Linked DNA regions of Homo sapiens: region 2 is linked to region 1. Evidence: read pairs that join two places in POLR2A ChIA-PET (ENCODE). Cell type or tissue: GM12878. All regions are shown on one strand.

What was found. Peaks named below come from ENCODE experiments on the same cell type or tissue, not always from the same donor. Only the 100,000 strongest peaks of a DNase experiment are listed, where the experiment ranks them.
Region 2: POLR2A ChIA-PET joins it to region 1 with 7 read pairs; 3 of 35 experiments call an interaction of 5 or more read pairs at or near these places.

The regions. Positions count from the first base shown.
Region 1 is chr9:133,785,156-133,787,655 of GRCh38, reverse strand. It overlaps VAV2 (vav guanine nucleotide exchange factor 2), which reads left to right. Exons shown (of 30, transcript NM_001134398.2): 16 at 396-410; 17 at 1,771-1,880. Among named protein-coding and RNA genes, the nearest start is that of SARDH, 48 kb to the right of the region's middle. RefSeq lists enhancers at 154-706, 978-1,387. In GM12878, no CTCF peak of the experiment used is centred here; a DNase peak (open chromatin) is centred at 1,115; H3K4me3 peaks cover 791 bases; H3K27ac peaks cover 1,786 bases.
Region 2 is chr9:133,846,049-133,848,548 of GRCh38, reverse strand. The region is part of intron 3 of VAV2 (vav guanine nucleotide exchange factor 2); the gene reads left to right. Among named protein-coding and RNA genes, the nearest start is that of SARDH, 110 kb to the right of the region's middle. In GM12878, no CTCF peak of the experiment used is centred here; no DNase peak of the experiment used is centred here.

The DNA.
Region 1 (2,500 bases):
GGCACTTGAGCAGCTACCGTGTGCAGCCCTGGTGGGGTGGGGGGCGGGGGTCAGGAGCCCTTGTTCTGAAAGTCCAGTCCCTGGCCTCCAGGGCTGGCAGTGTAGCCCTCGTCCAGACCCAGCAAGTGCAGACTGGATGAGCTGTTGAGGGTGACCCTCCCTGCCCTCATGCCCAAAACAAGTAACTGGGGCCCATGAGGCAGTCCTGCCACCAGCACCCAACACTCTGGGAAGAAATTCCTTTCCCCACTGATCACCCCACCCCCAGCCTGGGCACTGGGGGGTGTTCCACCTGCCAGGGCTCCTGGCGCCTCCACACTGCGGCACCCACCACAGGGCCGGGCTTAGCCTCTCACTGACCGTCTTCCCCTTCCTCTCCTCTCCATGCTTCCTAGTCTCACGGGAAAATGGTAAGCACCTAGCGCCCAGGTCCTCCCACCTGCCTCAATCATCCCAGCCTGGTGCTGGCACTTCTGCCCGGAGCCAGGGGACCCAGGGGCCTGAGGGGCTGGGCTCAGGGTTTTCTTGGTCCTTCGTCCTCCACTCCCTTTCCCGATGATGAAATGATTTGTATTCATGATGAAAGGCTTGCCCGCTAAGACAGTGTGAAAGGAAAACTCCGTGATCCTCAGTCCCTGGAGCTCGGGGTCAGAGGCTGGGGTTTCTTGGTCTCTCTTCAGCTCTCCATCATCCTTTTTGTTTTTCTGTGTTCTCTCCCTCCTCCCTCCCTCTTTCTCCCCTTTTCCTCTCTCTTTCCTTGTTTCTTTCCTCCTCCCATCCCCGCTCCACGCTTCCCCTCTCCATCCCTCCCTTCGTTCCTCTTTCCCGCCATCTTTTCTAACCCAGTAGGCTCCTATTTGCCAAACTCTTTTTTCTGGACCACTTTGAAAGCCCTTTGTCCGAGAGCTCGGAGAGATGGCGAGGCCTGTGGGGTGGCCGAAGGGGAGGCAGGGAAGGGGGCAGTTGTGGGTTGCTCAGTCGGGGATGGCTTCACGGGGGGTGCCCCAGGCCCATGGCTGTTCCCTGCCTTTTTGTTGTTACTGTTCTACTTCAGAGAAGTGAGGTTTTTTTAGCATCACATTTAGGAAGTGAAAGTGGGTGGTCAGGCCTCGTGGAGGGGCCCTGGGTGGGGCCCTGCGCTCATCCTTCCTGGGATCCTGCCCCCGCTTAACATGCATCTACATATGCACTCGGTGGAGCATCCTCGCACATGGGCGCAGGCAGGAGTGCAGACCTGCCCAGGCATGTGTGTGTGCACCCACAGGAGAGCACCCACAGGAGAGCACACACAGGAGAGCACCCACAGGAGAGCTCACACAGCATGGGTGCATGTGCATCATACGTGTTAGTACATGTGTGTACCTGCAGGGACAGATACAAGTGTGTGTGTGCACATGCTCACAGGAGCACTGGGCACACTCATGCACAGGTGCACACGCATAGACACGCGTGCAGGCACAGATGCACACCCATGCACGCAGGAGCACACTAGTATGCATGCAGAGGTGAAGGCACAAGCGCATATGTATTCTCACGTGAGGGTATGGGCACACAGCTATACATGCATGCATACAGAGGCACGTGTGCACGTACAGCATGGGCAAGAGAGCAGGTACACACGTGAGAACATGTGTTCACACAGGCACAGGCACCTGTGCACATATGCATATACACACGTGCACATGCTGCACAGGCGAGAGTACACGTGGACATGTGCCAGGATGTCTGAAGCCGTGTCTATTGCAAGCATGGCCCCTCTCCCCCCTGCAGTGGTCCTACGGCTTCTACCTAATTCACCTTCAAGGAAAGCAGGGCTTCCAGTTTTTCTGCAAAACAGAAGATATGAAGAGGAAGTGGATGGAGCAGTTTGAGATGGCCATGTGAGTTCCAGGGCGGCAGCCCCCAGGTCCCTGGCAGATGAGTTGTATGGGGGGTGGAAGCCCAGGTGGATTGTGTCTGTGGTTCCTCTCAGACCAGGGGCGGTGGGAGGCAAAGTTGGAACGTCAGGGACACAGACAACCTCCATCACCCCTGGGACGCCAGCCTCAAGCAGTGACATCCTCTTTAACAATCAGTCCAGAGTGAGAGGGCTCTCCCTCTGCCACAGCCTGTCCCAGGCAGGCTCCGCTGTCCTGCTGGAATGAGCCATCCCACCCTTGAGGCTGAGCCTGGCACGCCCGGCCCACAGAGCAGTGACCGGCTGGGAGTGGCCATGATGCCAGAGGATTCCTGGTGACCCCAGTCTTCAGGGTCTTACGGGCTGGCGGCTTGTCACCTGTTTTTGAAGCCACAGAACTATTTTTCCATGAGATCCAAGAGGACTCATATCCTAGATATGTGAAACAGAGAAAGATGATGAACGGGTTCCCGGAACACGGACCCTGGAGGGCCAGCAGGGTTGTCTGTGCTTGAGCTCTGCGGGCAGGTGAGCTGGGGCCTGCAGGCAGGTGCACTCGCCTCTCTGACCGTTTCTTCTGGTGAAATGGAGAGGGGAAGGCCT
Region 2 (2,500 bases), 61 kb before region 1:
CCTTTTGTTCCGCTCTTTCCCTATTATCTTTATTGATGCATTAATTTAACTTGTAATTACTTTGAACACTCACAAGCTGGCCAGTCAACCCAAGAACAAGAAACTTGGAAGTTTCTAACTCTTAGGACACAAAGGAGCTGCGTCTACTCCAGCGCCTGCCAGGAAGTAACCACCATCCTAAATTTGGGGTTTACCCTTTTATCAAAATTCAAATACTGTTTCGTTTCATCTTCATTGCTTTGGATTTTTTTTTTTTTTTTTTTTTTTTTGAGACGGAGTCTCACTCAGTCGCCCAGGCTGGAGTGCAATGGCGCGATCTCGGCTCACTGCAAGCTCCGCCTCCTGGGTTCACGCCATTCTCCTGCCTCAGCCTCCCGAGTAGCTGGAACTACAGGCGCCCGCCACTACACCCAGCTGATTTTTTTTTGTATTTTTAGTAGAGACGGGGTTTCACCGTGGTAGCCAGGATGGTCTCGATCTCCTGACCTCGTGATCCGCCCGTCTCGGCCTCCCAAAGTGCTGGGATTACAGGCGTGAGCTACCGCGTCTGGCCCATTGTTTTGGATCTTTACATGAGGAGACCCATTGCTGTTGAAGTGGACTCTTGGACTTGCTTCTTTCCCTCCCTGTTAGTGATCAGCACGGTTTTTGGCAAGCCACTCTGTGTCCCATCTGTCACTGTGGCCCTTCTGGAGCTGCCCCGTCCACCCACCATCATAGCAGCCACGACCAGGCGTGCACAGGGCTGAGCACCTCCCAGGCGTCAGCTCATTAAATGTTCCCCTTGATCCTGGGAGTCAGAGATTTTCGCCCCCATTTTGCAGAGGAGGAAGTTGAGGCTCAGAGAGGTCACCTGTAGCCCAGGGCCAACCCGTTGGGCAGCGTGGGGCTGGAACTTTATCTGACGTCCTCAAGTGGGGTCTGCCTGGGAGTCAGGGGGCCAGGGTTCCGGGCCCAGTATTCATCTAGGCATGGAGCCCCTGGCCCAGGGTGTCCGGGCTCTTCCCGTTCGGTTCTTGGTAGGACTGGCCTCTGACAGCTGAGAAAACCAGCCTCATGCGTCATCTGCTGACCCTGGGGACAGGAGAGGCTCCACTGCCCCTTTAGGGTTGCTGGTGGGGAGACTGAGGCAGGCCTCAACCCCTGTCCAGCACCGAGGTTTCAGCCCTCCCGGAGGTGGGGCTGCTCACGCTGAGGCGCGGTGCAAGGTCCCGGCTAGGGTTGGTGGCTGCGGGGTCCTGGGTTTTCTGCTATTTGGAGAATTTTGTTCTTGGATCCTCCCTTCCCTGAGCACCCACTTGGTGGGAGGGGGCAGCTGCAGGATGGGAACCCTGCACGTCGCTCCAGGTTGGGGATCTGGCATTTTGGGAGCAGGGAGGGTTTGGATGGAACAGGTATCCCAGGAAGGCAGAGGTGAGGCATGGCCAGTTCTGATTGGAACTTAAGGCTGTAGGCCTGAGGCTCCAAGGTGGGTAGTTGGGGGCCTGGACAGCTGGCCCTCGCCCAGCCCCATCCCACCCAGGGCCGCCTTCAGGCCCACGGCTGGCACCACCCACAGGGTCAAAGCCCAGTTCTCTGCTGCAAAGGAGCCCAGCCAAGCCCATCCCCTCGGGGTTACTGTGGGAGAGTGGGGCTCCATCCTCATCTTCACGCTTGCTGGGAGCCCCTGCCCAGTGGCCTGGTGACCCGATCACTGGGGCGGACAAGTCGCTCCCTCTCATCCCTGCCGCCCGTCGGCCAGTCATGTTCACCTACTGTGTGCAGCCCCTCCAAGGCCCAGAGTTCCCGGGACACGGTCTCAGGGTGGCAGCAGAGGGATGGGGTGAGGTGGGAACCCTCAGATGCAGTGGTCTGTGCGCCTCACTGAGGAGGCCATGCCCTGGCTGGGCCCTGATGGCCATGGGGAGGTCTGGGACAGGGAGGCCCAGGCAGAAGCCCTGGGGAACTGCTTGGCGGCCCTGGATAGAGAGCGGCCGGGGCCAGGGCAGCCAGGGACAGGGCTGGACAGGGGAGGGAGCAACGTGTGAGGGGAGCCCTGGGGGTTCCAGCAGGGCAGTGGCCTCTGAGATTTTGTCCAGACCCTTCCTCTGGCCCTGCCTGGCCTCAAGGGGCTCCAGAGTGGAGGCCAGGGCCACCGAGGGGCTGCTGTGGACGCCCAGGTGGGAGTGGCGGAGGGTTGTGGGTCGGGATAGCAGGAAGAGGGTGAGCGGGGCTGGTAGCCAACAGGAGGTGCCGACAGGAGGTGCCAGGGGTGACACCCAGGCCCTTTGGTGTGGTCAGTCCCTTGCGATGACCCAGGGCTGCTCTCCGAGGCATGGCCAGGTGGTGTGAGGTCCTGGCTCCCAGCCCACCTCTGCCACTTTCTGGCTGGCCTCCTTGGGCAGCTTTCTTCACCTCTCTGGGCCTCAGTGTCTTCTTTGGGATGGAGACGGAACCCCATCTTGTGGGGCTATCGGGAGCTTCAGCACAGCTTCCGTCCTGTGAGGCCTTCCCTTTCCCC